Regions from separate parts of the Homo sapiens genome. Here region 1 is linked to region 2. Evidence: read pairs that join two places in POLR2A ChIA-PET (ENCODE). Cell type or tissue: IMR-90. All regions are shown on one strand. Links, peaks and the distances in the headings refer to the core of each region. The heading gives the core; the rest is flanking DNA.

What was found. ChIA-PET counts read pairs that join two places held together with the same protein. Peaks named below come from ENCODE experiments on the same cell type or tissue, not always from the same donor. Only the 100,000 strongest peaks of a DNase experiment are listed, where the experiment ranks them.
Region 1: POLR2A ChIA-PET joins it to region 2 with 5 read pairs; 2 of 35 experiments call an interaction of 5 or more read pairs at or near these places.

The regions. Positions count from the first base shown.
Region 1 is chr2:147,424,440-147,432,783 of GRCh38, forward strand. No RefSeq gene overlaps it. Among named protein-coding and RNA genes, the nearest start is that of ACVR2A, 420 kb to the right of the region's middle. In IMR-90, for the core only: no CTCF peak of the experiment used is centred there; no DNase peak of the experiment used is centred there.
Region 2 is chr2:147,825,382-147,833,725 of GRCh38, forward strand. No RefSeq gene overlaps it. Among named protein-coding and RNA genes, the nearest start is that of ACVR2A, 15 kb to the right of the region's middle. In IMR-90, for the core only: no CTCF peak of the experiment used is centred there; a DNase peak (open chromatin) is centred at 3,930.

The sequences.
Region 1 (8,344 bases), core at 2,262-7,261, 400 kb before region 2:
TTCTTGAGTGATAAAACTCTGAATGATTACTTAGCAAGGTTATGCAACTTTCCAAGAGGGATTGAAAACTGTCTATTTTGAAAGCCTTAAGCACTCAGCTTCCTGCAGGAAGGCACATGCATCATATACCTTCTCAAGAGTACTTCAGTTCTATGAGTTAATGGCATTATCTTATATTCATCATATACTTACACAGTGTGCTGAAAAGCACTATAAACTCTATGCTTATTTAATACTCTCAAGTTTCTTCTCCAGAGCGAAAATATCACAACAGGTTTAAACTCTCCTCATAGCAGATATATTTGATGTCTTTAACCATTTTTGTATCCACCAGCCAGACCCTCCTCAATTTCTTAGTAACTTCTAATAAATATGGAGCACCAAAAAATACACAGCTCTTCAACAAGATCTCAAGCAATGCCAAGTCAAAATAGGCAGATTACCCCATGGCTTCTGCATGTCTTACATCTATTAATACATCCTAGAATCATGTTTGCACTTTTAATAACAGCACTAGGCTGCTGACTCACATTCAGTCATGTCTACTTCCTTTGTATGTACATAATTATTCCCTGTCTTGTGTCAGCTTGGTTGGTTTTTATCCGTAATCTCAACCTGTTTAGCTTGGCCACTCTAAATTTTTAAGTTTATTGAATTGTTTTTCAGGTTTCCCTGTATCAATAACACTGCCAAAATGAGGACTTTGTTTTCTAACTTTCAAATAATCAAGCATAAGGGGAGTTGGGGAAAGTTCGATAATTTTTTTTTTTTTCAATTATTTGGGAGGCTCTCTGCTAGCTGTTTAGGGTGAAATAGACCTAGTTCCTGCTTCCTGATAGATCACAGTCTATCAGAGACAGATATCAATAAATAGTAAACAAACCCTATATGAGAGGTTCTATGATAGGAGAGGCAGACAGCAACCAGACAAAGGGGGACTGGGCACAGAGAGACTTATGGAGCTAGATGCTGTGGCTCCATGTTGCAGTGCCACCTGACCTCCAAAGAGAAGGGTACATAAGAGGGAAAGTCTAAAAGTCTGAGAAATTGTACAAATATGTAAATTAGCTCCTTTAATTCTCATGGCAACCCTGTAGGGCAAGTGTTATTATTCCAACTTTCTAGATCAGGAAACAGCAATTTAATAGGGTAGGCAACTTATCTGAGGTCACATACCTCCAGCTAATAAGTAACAGAACTGGATTTCCAGTCCAGGTCTATATGACTCCAAAGTCCGTGCATCAGAAGATGCTGCTTTTCAAACATTCCCCCATGTTTCTGATTTACTAACACAAATGTCGCATAGGAAGAAATCTAAAATTTCAGAAGTCCAGATAGTGTCTACTGCTTCCTCTTTACATGGCATTCAGTCAAATCGTGACATCAAACTGACTTCATACAAGCTCATCCCAAACTATTCTGGTAACTTCCTGATACTCTGAATTCAGGAAGTCAACTATCTGATGACTTGCTGGTTTTGTTTCCAGGTTTCAAAAATATAATAATCCATCCATAATTTTAAGGGCCAATATTTGTTCCAGTTTTTTTAAATGCATCATATTTTCCCATCTCAGGGACTTTTTTTTTTTACGTTTGCGGAGAATATTCTACAATTAATAACAGTGCAAAGCACTCAAGAATTTTAGCAGTAGCTTGAGTATCTATTTAGATGGTTCAGTGATCATAGTTTCCTGTCAAAAGCAGGTAGCTAATATTTAATATGTATTTAAATAGGAAAAGGAAACAATCCAGGAAATCAATGTAGTACATATAATTAATAAATGATGTCTGAAATTTTATGTTCAATTCCTGTTACTGTCATTCATCCAACAAACACAATGTTTAAGCTAGTTCCTGCAATACTAATAGGTCACTCTGAAAGGTCCTCAGAGTGAAAGTGCACCAACAGCAATAGCTTATCCCAATTCTATACTTGACAGGGCATTGGTTCTCCATCTGCTTGTTTCTCTGATTTCCTTTGGCTCCAAGGCTGATCCCATTACTAGTAGCATAAGCATATCTGGCTCCTAGAATTGCCTTAATAGATAATATTCTATTCTAATAGAGTCCTAGAAACACACTTTACCCTCCTCAAAATATACCAATATGAAATTTAATTTGGTATAACCACATTAGAAAAAATAATATTTACTAAAGCTTAACTTATACATGCCCTATAACCCAGCAACAGAAATGCCTACATATGTTCACCCAAAGAGATGCACCAGAATGTTTATAGTAGTGTTATTTGTAATGTACAAAAGTGGATACTATCCAAATGTCCAACTACAGTAGAATGACTAAGTTGTGCTGTAATCACACAGTGGAATACTTTATTGCAATGGCAATGAATAACTATATGTAACAATAGGGATGGATCTCACAAACCTACTGATGAGTGAAAGAAGCTAGATACAAAAGAGTACATATCGTGTGAATCTATTTATGTAAAGAACAAAAAGAGGCAAAATTATTTTTTTCTTTGGGAAGTCTGGAAAATTGTTACCCTTAAAGAGGAGTAGAAACAGGAAGGAGTTACAAAGAGAGCTTCTAAGATGCTAGTTAATCTAAGATGCATTATTAATTGGGATGTTGGTTAATCAAATGCATGCACTTTTGTGAAAATTAATTGACTTACTTTTCTATACATATATTATTCTTCAATAAAAGTTTTTAAAGCCCCTAAAGACTTGAAATGTTAGCTAATTTTGAGAGTATATAATGTCACATGTGGGAGAGAAAAATTTTAAGCAAGGCTCTACATTCCAAACAGTATGAACATAAATGTCTATTTCAAGATTGACAGGGATTTCAGAACTCAAGACATTTTCATGCCTCCCTATATGTTGCCCTTAGTCTTTTTTCTGGCTGTACCTCCTTATTTACTTCCTCTGAACATAAGTAATGTTCCACTTCTGCTCAGAGACTACCCCACACTTGAAGGACATTCCCTGGCCTGTAAGCTTCGAGAAACCAAGGCACCAGTCTCCAAATATTATTCTTCTGGCTCTAAATGTCCTGCCCTGGTCATGCAATCACCCTTTCTTTCCAGGGCATTCTGAGGAATCATCCCCACAATGGCCTTTCTCTCTTTGACGTCTTTAGTTTGCCTAACTCATATCTTACTGTGGCAATTAAGAGTGGGGAAGCTAAGCTGTTTCACATATTGTACTAAATTCACCCAAAGGCTCACTTGACTTAGATGGCAGATAATACATTGTTTTTTTTTTTTCACCATTTCCCAGTAAGGTCACCTCCCCTTCACAGCTCATTTACAGAATTGACCTTCCTGGGCCTCCAAAGTAGCCAAATTACACCTGCCTCATGTCACCAGCCCCTTCCACATTTCCAGTCCTCTTTGGTAAATCATTCAGAAGCCCTTCAGCAAGCTGCTTATCTAGAGTGATATGAGGACACTTTTACAATATTAAAAATAGTTTAAATGTATGTTAAGAGAAGCCAACATAACTTCACATGGGAAAGAAGAGAAGGAATCTAACATTTAGCAAGCACCTACTATGGGCAGAACATTATGTTCAGTACTTTGCCGTATGAGATCTTGTTTAAGCCTTATACAAACTTATAGCAAGGATATTATAATCTCCCTTTTGCAGATGAGAAAATAGAGCCTTGGAGTTTACGCATATTGCCCCAAATCACACATGTAAGCCAAGTATCAGCAAATTTTACGTAAAGATTCAATAAATAATTTAGGCTTTGTGAGTCACACAAGGTCTCTGTCACATATTTGTCTTTATTTCTTTGGTGGTTTGTAGGCTGGTTTTTACAACCCTTTAAAAATGTAAAAACTGTTCTTAACTCCTTGATTGGATTTGGCCCAATGTTGGTAGTTTATAGACCATTTAAAGATCCCTGTCTCAAGAGGCTGGGGAGAAATATGTAACAAAACACAGGCTCTAGACTTAGTCTGAGTTTAAATCCTAATTCCACCACTTACTCATGAGCATTTAAGAAGAATTTACAAAGTGCCAGGCAACATTCCAGGTGTTTCACATGTATTCATTTATTTAATCCTCACAACAACTCCATGAGGTAGGTCCTATTTTTCTCCCCTTCTACAGAGAAGGAAACAGAGGCCCAGAGTGATTACGTAACATCCAGATTTACACACAGCAAGTAAGCAGTGGAGCCCAGCCATATGGCTACAAAGCTCATGCTTTTAATGATCATGTTAATATTATCAGTCAATCATAAACTACCTGATCAGGACAAGTAAATAGATTAAACTTATACCTCCCCCCCCACAAAAAAAAAGGGTTTTTAAGTGATTTTCACTGATCTTATTAGTCTTGCAAGAAAAAGACTTAGCAACTGAGACTGTTGCAACTTGGAGTAAAGCATCTAGACTCTAGAAGATGCCACCAATGCAAGATTCTACAGGTGTGTCAGGATGCAACGCAGAACCCAGGCAGGGTAATTGTTCCAAGGCAAAAGGATACACTAGATTTGCATCCAATTAATCAAGGTCAAAGAAGTCCAAGGTGTGAGCTGGGACTCAAGGTATGAACAGGTGGAGAATCAGGCAGGGAACAATTGGTAGGCAACCAAATGGGCAAGCAACTGGTATTGGGACCTGTAGCTAAAACATCAGGGTGCCTGGTGGAGGGACTAAGCCCTAGAAATTTGAGATCCCCCATGTCTTCCCTGAGTGAACAGCAGGACTGACTCAGTGCTGAGCAGGGTGAGTAAGGATAGCTCTTCGGCCTTGTGTCTGCATCACACCCAGGGGTAAAAGTCTAGGTCAGTTAAGTTCACCTAGTGGAGTTAAAGATCTATAGAGACAGGCACCCAGAAAGACCCTTAAAATACATAAATCTTCAGTTCTTCAAAATCCAAAATAACAAATATTGCTATTTATTATTCTTGTAATTAGTCATCTGTGGTTCTTTATCAACCAAGGATAAGAAATACAAAGATTTTTAAAAAGAAAGGAAACTTTGTGGTCTTGTGTGGTGATGAGTTGTATGGCCTACCAGAGCCTGTGTGATCCACCCCCTAACTTCCCCACATCCTGAGACCCTTTGTGCCGGCTGTCTTCTTTCCTCAAAATGCTCACTGCTGCCCCCATCTTTATAATTTTTACAATAAGCTTAAATCTTCCACATTTTATTTTATTTTTTTTTTCCCTTGGGCACACATCACAATGTTTTAGCTGTTTCTTTGCTTGTTTTAGATTGCTTGATTCTTGCCTGTGTCCCTCACTAGACTGTAAGCTCCATGACAGCAGAGATCCATCTGCTTGGTTCACTGCAGTAACTCCACCCAGCATTTAGCACAGTACTTGGCTCAATACATTTGCCCTTGATAATTATCCTTTATGAATAAATTTATATTGGCAGAGCATTGAAATGGTCTAAATATTATTTCTCCCACCAGACTGAACAAAATTTCCCTGAAGTCAAGAAATATGTACTACAAATTATCTGTCAGTCTTATGTAACAATACCAAGAAAATCATAAGGCCTGGGATAAATAGAGTGTCATCACGTTATTTATACCAAAATATGCCCACAAGGTCCCTGGGACAGAGAAGGGACTATATAAATAACAAAAAGATTTCGCTGGTAAACAAATAGCAAGAATACTTCTGCCTTTCACACAGTAAACATTATGCTTCTTTCTTTTGCTTGCTGATGAAAAAAATTTACCAAAGCAATCAGTCCTGTTTTTCCCCTTCTATTTTTTGATTTGAGATGGCTGAAACTTACCAAGTAAACTACCTGGCATCACTGTAGTACTCAAAGTCCATGGTGTCTCTCACCACTCAAAAAGCAAGGGCATCTTTGGCATTGCAAATGCACATAAAGTAATCAATATAGAAAAAGAACAAATTAATTGAAAGTTATGTAATCTTATACCCTGAAAAGAACTTGATTAAATCTCCATCCTTTGTAGCGATTTCTAATCTAGGATCCTGCAGGTGTTTACAATCTTTTGTGAGTTGACCTCAGGTGACCCAAGGATAGTTTTAATTGCTTAGCAAATGTACTTTTACGAACAAGATAAAGATATTGTGAATGCATATAAACTACCTTTGAAATACAGCGAGCCTTTCAAGATGGGATTTTTTAGTTAGCTTGCTACTCTTTCTTTAGAGTCTAATTGATTTTCTTGACATCTCTTTAGCCTGGCAAACTGCCTGCCTAAGTACTTTATCTGACCTTCAGGCTGCTTGCCAGGTATTGATCCAATACCTACAATGGCTGTGTTGTACCAGCTCTTCTAACTTTGATAAGGGCTAATGTACTAGCGCCAGGCAGACAGGAAGTCAATGGTCTCAAAATTTCTCTCATCCTCTTCTATCTTCTAGCTTCCTCTCTTCTTATGCAAGAATTTCAAGTTCTATCAAGATCAGATCAGATGGACATTTGGGCCCAATTTATCTTCTAGGAATTTTTAAAAATGCATCTTAGAAGAGTTCTCTCCAGGCAACAATAAATGAAAATGTTGAGAAATATTTGATTTCTTGTTGAAGTTAAAATAATATTGTTACCTGATGGCTTTCCTTTTTGAGGAAAAGTAAAACTAAATATGACTTATGGGGATGCTTGGAGAGGATGTAGACAACATACATTGTGTCATAGTGAAGAGAAACCAGGTTAGCAATGGGTCTTGAAAATCATGTCATAAGTAAAAAAATGAAAAGAAATGAGTTTTTTTGTTCATGGGAAGAATAGTATACTTGGGAAGACAAATGTGATAGCACTTTGATATTAATATCTGTGAGTTTAATATAAGTATTAATTTGTAGACAGAGCTCAGGTGTTTCATAGCTTGTCTTGACAATAAATTTTAGAAAAGCATTTTCATTGGACCAATGGCCCTGGGCAAACTAGGGAGAACCTCTCCAATAAGAACCCCTGATGACTCAGCCCAGGATGAAATCCTTAACTATGGAAAAAAACGAAGGACCTGTAAGCAGAGTCATTGAGATAAGTCCTTTGGTAAACAGAGAACCTTATTGCGAATATAATTTGTGTTTCAAGGATAACTCGAAATAGATAAGAGTGACTTCCATGGAACAAAAATGTTACTGATGTGCTTTGTCCTCTGTCATCTAACTTCAAAAAAAGAAAAGAAATGGAAGGATTTAGAGACTTCATAATACCTCTGTATGGAGCAAAATGGTGATGACTGATACTACTTTATCTGATCTAGGTTCTTTTGTAGTTTGGAACAGAGAGAGAGAAATTCATACTTAAAAGCAATTCATAAATTAAAATAAATAAACAAAAATGCACATTGCTCCACATAGGCACTTCAGGCCATCTACATACCCAGGCAGCTGAGTGGAGCCAGGGATGGGAAAGGGGCAGAAGATCCCACAGAGCTGGCACAGGTGGGAGAAATGCAAAGGGTTCTGCCGGTTTGGCTGTGGGTAGGTGGAAGAGGTATGGAGGATTTCACAGGACCAGTGTGCCTAAACCCAAGGAAGCTGTGCTGAGAAAGGAGCTGCCTGGGTTATTTTAATCTCCACCTATACTCATCATAAGCCATTGAAATTTAGAGTAATTCCTCCTTGCATCAGTTAGGTTCCCCCACCCAAACAGTATTGCAGGTAGATATGTAGAATAGACTTTTCTGTTGCTCTTAAAACCATGTTAGCTTTTTGCATCTCAAATACTAGCAAACTGGGGCACACATCGTCAACCCAGTAGGAGAGGCAAGGGGAACGTCTAAGAAGAGAAGCAATATTTAAGTGAAAGCAGAAGAGTGGTAAACAATGTGAAGGCCCAGAAATGCCTTTAGATAATTATACACACAGTGCTGGCTTGGGAGCCAGATATCGACAGACTTTGGGACAAGAAAACTTTGGCCAAATCTATGGCCTCTGAGGAGAAAATGTTGAATAGAGAAGTCATGAGTGAAAGGTGATGATGGCTCCAGATTGTTTTGTGAATTATCAGTTAAATCAGTCCTGCTATTGGGATCACAATAGTGTTTGTCTCCAACAGCTGGAGGGCAAAGGGCCTTGAAAACAAGGGGAGGAAATCCACTGAAGTTTGGCACGAAAAAATAGTTCAGGCAAGTACACCTGGGGAATAAAAATTGCAAAGTGATAAAAGGTCTGAAAATACACTTTTGCTAGGAAGGCAGGAAAGGGTAGCCAATGGGACAGGAAAGTGTGCATGGCAGAGCACCAAAATGCTCTTGCTGCAAGCCATGTGGGTCCAACAGACACGCAAGGACTTCATTTGCTTTCTCTATGAAGGATCCATGGGATCTGGATTAAGGTGCAATAGTTGGGTTTGCATCTTTTAAAAAGGGACAAGAAAAGCAGAAAAAGAAGTAGAAGAAATTCAGTAAATGATAAATAAGCAAA
Region 2 (8,344 bases), core at 1,793-6,792:
AGAAGTAATAAAAGACATTCACTTTGCTAAGGAAGAAGTAAAACTATTCATAGTTGCCAATGGCATGATATTATTATTTATATAGAATATCCTAAGGAATGTGAATGTGCACTAATACATACATTTAGTGTATGTAAAATTACATGATACAAGATTAATAAATAAAATCAATTGTATTTTTATATACTAGCAATGAAATTTCTAAAAATGAATTCAAAAAGACAATTCTATTTACAATAGCATAAAAAGAATAAATACTTAGAAATAAATTTAATGAAAGAAGTGCAGTGCTAAAAACTACAAAACATTGTCTAAAGAAATGAAAGAGGTTGGGCACGGTGGCTCATGCCTGTAATCCCAGCACTTTGGGAGGCCAAGGCGGGTGGATCACCTGAAGTCAGGAGTTCGAGAACAGCCTGACCAACATGGTGAAACCCCGTCTCTACTAAAAATACAAAAATTAGCTGGGTGTGGTGGTGCACCCCTGTAATCCCAGCTACTAGGGAGACTGAGGCACAAGAATCACTTGAACCCAGGAGGCGGAGGTTGCAGTGAGCTGAGATGGTGCCACTGCACTCCAGCCTGGGCAACAGAGTGAGACTCTGTTTAAAAAAAAAAAAAAGTTAAAATGGCAGTATTACCAAATTGATTCACAGATTGAGCATAATTTTTATCCAAACCCCAGCTAGCTTTTCTGCAGAAATTAATAACTTGATCTTAAAACTCACAAGGAGGCCAGGTGTGGTGGCTCATGTCTGTAACAGCACTTTGGAAGGCCAAGGCAGGTGGATCACCTGAGGTGAGGAATTCAAGACTAGCCTGGTCAATTTGGTGAAACCCTGTCTCTACTAAAAACAAAAATTAGCCAGGTGTGGTGGTGCGCACCTCTAATTCCAGCTACTCGGGAGGCTGAGGCAGGAGAACAGCTTGAACCTGGAAGGCAGAGGCTGCAGTTAGCCAAGATCACGCCACTGCACTCCAGCCTGGAGGACAGAGCAAGACTGTATCAAAAACAACAACAACAACAATAACAAAACTCACAAGAAAATGCAAAGGACTCCAAATTGCCAAAATGATCTTAAAAAACAGGAACCTACTTGGAGGCTCACACTTCCCGATTTGAAAACTTACTACAAAGCTACAGTGACAAAAATAGTGTAGTATAGGCATAGAGTTATTGGGAATCCAGAAATAAACCCTTACACTATCTTCAATTGATTTTAACAAGCTTGCCAAGACAACTCAATAAGGAAAGCTCAGTCTTTTCAACAGTTTTGAGACCACATGCAAAAGTATGAAGTTGGACCCCCACCTCATCCTGAGAGGTGACAGCGGGCTCGCTCTTGGCGCCTCCTCGGCCTCGGCGCCCACTCTGGCCGCGCTTGAGAAGCCCTTCAGCCCGCCGCTGCACTGTGGGAGCCCCTTCCTGGGATGGCCGAGGCTGGAGCCGGCTCCCTCAGCCTGCAGGGATGTGTGGAGGGAGAGGGACGGGCAGGAACCGGGGGTAAGCGCGGCGCTTGCGGGCCAGCCAGAGTTCCGGGTGGGCGTGGGCTTGGCGGGCCCGCACTCGGAGCGGCCGGCCGGCCCCGCAGGCCCCGGCAGTGAATGGCTTAGCACCCGGGCCAGCAGCGCGGAGGGTGCGCCGGGTCCCCCAGCAGTGCCGGCCCACCTGGCGCTGGGCTCGATTTCTCGCCGGGCCTTAGCTGCCTCCCTGTGGAGTAGGGCTCGGGACCTGCAGCCCGCCATGCCTGAGCCTCTCCCCTCTTCCGTGGGCTCCTGCGCGGCCTAAGCCTCCCTGAGGAGCACCGCCCCCTGCTCCACGGCGCCGGGTCCCATCCACAGCCCAAGGGCTGAGGAGTGCGGGCGCACCGCGCTGGACTGGCAGGCAGCTCCACCTGCGGCCGCAGCGCAGGATCAACTGGGTGAAGCCAGCTGGGCTCCTGAGTCTACTGGGGACTTGGAGAAACTTATACACCAATCAGCACTCTGTATCTAGCTCAAGGTTTGTGACCACACCAATCAGCACCCTGTGTCTAGCTCAAGGTTTGTGGATGCACCAATTGGCACTCTGTATCTAGCTAATCTGGTGGGGACTTGGAGAATCTTTATGTCTAGCTAAGGGATTGTGAATACACCCATTGGCACTCTGTATCTAGCTCAAGGTTTGTAAATGCACCAATCAGCACTCTGTGTCTAGCTCAGGGTTTGTAAATACACCAATCAGCACTCTGTATCTAGCTAATCTAGTGGGCATGTGGAGAACTTTTGTGTCTAGCTCAGGGATTGTAAATGCACCAATCAGCACCCTGTCAAAATGAACCATTCAGCTCTCTGTAAAACAGACCAATCGGCTCTCTGTAAAACAGACCAATCGGCTCTCTGTAAAATGGACCAATCAGCAGGATGTGAGTGGGACCAGATAAGACAATAAAAGTAGGCTGCCCCCCAGCCAGCAGTGGTAACTCGAGGGTTCTTTTCCCCACTGTGGAAGCATTTGTTTTTTTGCTCTTAGCAATAAATTTTGCTACTCCTTACTCTTTGGGTCCACACTGCCTTTTTGAGCTGTAATACTCACCACTAAGGTCTGCAGCTTCACTCCTGAGCCAGCGAGACCACAAACCCACCAGAAGGAAGAAACTCCGAACACATCCGAACATCAGAAGGAACAAACTCCGGATGTGCAGCCTTTAAGAACTATAACACTCACGGTGAGGGTCTGCGGCTTCATTCTTGAAGTCAGTGAGACAAGAACCCATCAATTCCAGACACAATACCATACAGAACAATTAATTCAAAATGCAGGAGAGACCTAAATGTAACATGTAAAATTATAAAACTCTTAGTAGAAAACACTGAGATAGAAAAAAATTAATAAAACGAATTTTATCAAAATTAAGACCCTAGCTGGGCGCAGTGGGTCATGCCTGTAATCCCAGCACTTTGGGAGGCCGAGGCAGGCAGATCACTTGAGGTCAGGAGTTTGAGACCAGGCTGGCCAACATAGTGAACCCCATCTCTACTAAAAATACAAAAATTAGCTGGGAGTGGTGGCACACACCTGCGATCCCACCCAAGGTCCTGAGGCAGGAGAATCACTCAAACTCGGGAGGCGGGATCACCTGAACAGTGAGCCATAATTGTGCCAATGCACTCCAGTCTCAGTGACAGAGCAAGACTCTGTCTCAAAAAAAAAAAAAATTTAAAACCCTAAGCACTTCAAAGGAATTCCACCAAGAAACTGAAAGTGACAGCCTACAGAATGTGAGAAAATATTTTTAAATCATATATATAAGGGATTACAACTCTTTTTTTCTTTGAGACGGAGTCTCGCTCTGTCGCGCAGGCTGGAGTGCAATGGCGTGACTTCGGCTCACTGCAAGCTCCGCCTCCTGGGTTCACGCCATTCTCCTGCCTCAGCCTCCTGAGTAGCTGGGACTACAGGCGCCCGCCACCACGCTCGGCTAATTTTTTGTATTTTTAGTAGAAACGGGGTTCCACCGTGTTAGCCAGGATGGTCTCCTGACCTCGTAATCTGCCCGCCTCAGCCTCCCAAAGTGCTGGGATTACAGGTGTGAGCCATGGCGCCTGGCTTATTACAACTCTTATAACTCAATAATAGAAGGACAAATAACCCGATTTAAAAATAGGGAAATTATTTGAAAAGACATTTTCCAAAGAAGATATTCAAATGGCCAATAAGTACAAGAAAAGATGCTAGACATCATTAATCATTAGGGAAATGCTAATCAAAACCACAATGAACTATCACTCCACACCAACTAGGATGGCTAAAATAAAAAAAAAAAGTTAGAAAATAACAAGTGTTGTTAAGGAGGTGGAAAAATTGGAACCCTCATATGCTGCTGATAGGATTGTAAAATGATGCAGTCCCTTTGGAAAATATCTTGGCAGTTCCTCAAAATGGTAACCATAGTTACCAAATGACTCAGCAATTCTACTCTTAGGGTCATACCCAAGAGAAATGAAAATAAATACTCACATGAAAACTTGAACATATATGTTCATAGTAGCATTATTCCTAACAGCCAAAATGTGGAAACAACCCAAATATCCATCATCTGATGAACAGACAAATAATATGTATACTATACATACAGTGGAATATTCTTCAGCATTAAAAAAATTAATTACTGATATATGCTACTTCCTGGATGAACCTTGAAAGCATTATGATACATAAAAATAGCCAGTCAAAAAACACCACATATTATTTGATTCTTTGTATATGAAGTGTCCAAAATAGACAAATCCATAGAGACAGAACATAAATTAATGGTTGTCAAGGGATGTAGGGGAAGTTAGGAGTGACTGCTAATGAGCATAGTGCTTCTTTTTGTGGTAATGAAAATGTTATAAAATTAGATAATACTAATAACTCCACAACTCTGAACAAACTAAAAACCACTGAATTGAACACTACAAAGGTGAATTTTATGGGATGTAAATTATATCTAAATAAAGTTGTTTTATAGTCACATATATAAAGCTGTTATATACGTATCATTGTATTTATTCATCCTACTGTTTATGGTTGTTTTTAGAATTTGGGTATTATAAATAAACCTTTATGGACACTTTTGTGCTTGTCATGGACATATGTACCCACTTATCTTGGATATAGAAATAAAATTGTATTTGCTGGGTCATAAGCTAAGCAACTATAGTAGACATGTTAGTAGAAAGTGAAGCAGCTTTCAAAAATACATGTATCAATTTATGTTTTTGCGAGCAACATGTGAGAATTTCAATTGATCTACCTTCTTGCCAACAATGGAATGGTCATTAAGATAAAATTTTCAGCTATTCTGGTGGATGTGCGTTAATGTCTCATTGTGGTTTCAGCGACCATTTTCACTCCTTACTTACGATATTACTTTTTCATATGTTTATGAGATATTTGCCTATTTTCTTTTGTGAATTGCTGGTTCAAGAATTTTGCCTGTTTTAAAAAATTCGTCTGAGGAATTCTTTATATACTCTCTTTAAACAGTGTCTTTGATCACAGAAGTTTTTCATTTTATTACAATTCACGCTTTCATCATTTTTTATGCTTAGGTGGTTTTGTGTTTTGTTTTGATTATCTTTAAGAAATCTTCACCAACCCTAAGCTCATGAGTATATTTGCCTGTGCTATCTTCTAGAAGATTTGTTGCTAAATATTTCTCATGGAGATCTATGATATATCAGAAATAGAATATCATTTTTACGTATGATGTGAGGTCGGGGACAAGTCTCATTTTTATCTCTAAGACTGTCCAGTTTATTCAACTATTTATAGAACATACCAACATTTCTTCACAACATTGCAATGGCACTTTTATCATAAAACAGGTGACTGTACACATGGTGGATATGTTTCTGGACTATCTGATTTGTTCCTTCAGTTTTTTTTTTTATTCTTGAGCCATTACCACACTGTTTTAATTACTATAGCTTTACAATAAGTCTTAACATCTGGATGTGAGCCCTCTTTGCTCTTTAAGATTATTTTGAGCATTTCAGACTCTAATTTGTGATTTCATATTTTAAAATTAGCTTGCCTATTTTTATCAATATATCTAAATTCTAGCATCACTGTATCCAATTGCCACCAAACTAAAAACAAAAGCACAACCTGTTATGCTTTTCATTAGCAATGCATTGAATCTAGAGATGAATGAAAGGGAATTGAAATCTTTATAACATTATCTATTTCATGAACATGGTATGCCTTTATTTATGTAGATCCTCTCTCATTTCATTCAGTAATATTTTGTAGCTTTCTGTGTAGAGGTATTTTATATCTTATATTAGTTTTACTCCTAGGTAACATATTTTTAGATGCTTCTGAAATTGGTGTTCTTTAAGCTTTCATTTTCTAATTGTTGCTAAATGTTGATATACAATTGCAAATTGACTTTTTATCAAGAGACTGCTAAATTCACTTTGTAATTCTAGCAGTTTATCTGTGGATTCTTTTGAATTTCCTACATGTTACAATTATGACATTTGTAAATAGTGAGAACAGTCTTATTTCTTCTTTTCTAATCCATATTTATTATAATACTAACACATCCAGCATAGTGTTGAATAAAAGCAATGATAGCAGGCATAATCTTTCCTTCCCAATTTAAGGGTGAAAACTCTCAATATATCATCATTAAGTCTGATGTTAGCTATAGTTTTATTTTGTTTTTATTTGTTTGTTTGTTTTGCAGATAGTGTTTATCAGATGAAGAAAGTTCCCTTCTAGTCCCAGTTTGTTAATAATTATATTTTTAAGTTACAATCAGGTGCTGAATTGCATTTAATAATTTTTCTGGATCTATTGAAACATATCTATTGAAATCAAGGGGCTTTTCTTGTTTATTATGTTAATACTGTTAATTACTTTTTTGATGTGAAATTAGCCATTTATTTTTAGAATAAACACAATTTGATCATGACATATTGCTTTATTAATATATCACTGGATTTTATTTGCAAATTTTTCTATTGGATTTTTCTGTCTCTTCATGAAAGTTATTTTCCTGTGATTTTTCTTTCTTGTATCAAGATTTTAGTATCAAGATTTTGTTAGATTTTGGTATCAAGGTTAAATTCTCTGGAAGAGTTTATGTAATAATAGCGTTATTTTTTCCTGTACTATTTGGAAGAATTCACAGGTGAAATCATGTACACTTGGAGTGTGTGTGTGTGTGTGTGTGTGTATGTGTGAGAGAGAAACGAACTGTGAAAAGTTTCTTATTAAATGTTTTAATTTATTTAATAGATACAGGATGATTTAGATTGTCCAGTCATCCTGTGTCCATTTTTCTAAGTTTTCTTTTTTAAGGAATTTTGCAATTTCATTGAAATATTCAAGTTTATTAGCAGTACATGTGACAATATTCTCTAGCCTTTAAAATATCTATAGGGTGATGTCACCTTTTAATTTCTAATACTGATAATATTAATTTTTTCTTGATTAGAGTTGCTAGGGCATTGCCAATTTTATTAATCATTTCAAACCACCAAGTTTTAAATACTTTCTTTATTTTATATTTTATTGATTCCTGTTTTTAACTTTATCATTTACTTCCTTTTGTTTTCTTGCATTTATTTTGCTGTTCCTTTTTTAGAATCTCAAAATGGAATCTGAGCATTGATTTTCAGCATTTATTCTTTACTAAATGCACTTATGACTATACATTTCCTGCTATGCATTTTAGCTGCAAGCACTAGTTTTTGTATACACATTTTTGCTAACATAACTCAAATATTTTCTAATTTCCATTGCAATCTCCACTTTGGTCCGTAAGTAATTTAAAAATGTATTGAAAATTTCCTAACACTGAGGATTTTTGCGTCCTTTTCTGTTAATAGTTTAATAGTTTTTAGCTTCAATCTATTGAGGTCAGAGAATATACTCTGTATGATTTAAGTGATTTGAAATCTACTGTTAGTTGCTCCAACTATACATAGTTGATTTTGAGCAATGTTCCATGAGAATTAGAAAAATGTTTACATTCTGCGGTTGTTAGGTATAGTGTTCTTCACCATCAATTACTAAAATAGGTATTAAAAAGATCTTCAACTATGGTTCTCTAATTTGTCTATTCTATATTTTATTTCTGTAATATCTTTCTTCCTGTATTTTAAGGCTATATTATTACCTTTAAATTTAAATTTAAAATTCTACTGATCCCTTTATCATCATGAAACTATTATTTTCTCTACTAATACCTTTTGCTTTAGAATCTGCCTGATATGAGTACAGCTGCACCATTTTCTTTTGGTTATATTTTTATGTTATGTCTTTCATACTATTACTTTCAACCTTCAAGAGTCCTTATATTTAAAATGTATATCTTATAAGCAGCATATTGTTGGGTATTATTTTTATTATTTACTCTGATCATCTTTGTCATTTAATTGGAGTATTAATACCACTAGTTTAATCCAAGTATTGACATATTTGGATTTATGGTACCATCTTACTATTTTCTCTATTTTACTGTTTTCTGTTTTTCTTTCTATTAGGTTAATCAAATGTTTATTATTCCATTTACTAGATTGTTAGTTATAGATTTATTATTTTATTGGTTACCCTAAAATAATAGATTCAAATATTAATCCTTGCTTATTACAGACTACCTTAAGTTAGTACATTTATTACTCCTTGAATAGTGCAAGGACCTTACAACACTCTAACTTCATCTATTCCTTGTTATGAATGGAATGTCCGTAATGAAATTTGTGTATTGAATCCCTAATCCCTAGCATAATAGTATTTGGAGGGGGGTGCTTCAGGATGAGCCCTATGATAGAATTAGTGCCCTAATAAGAAGATAAAGAGATCAGA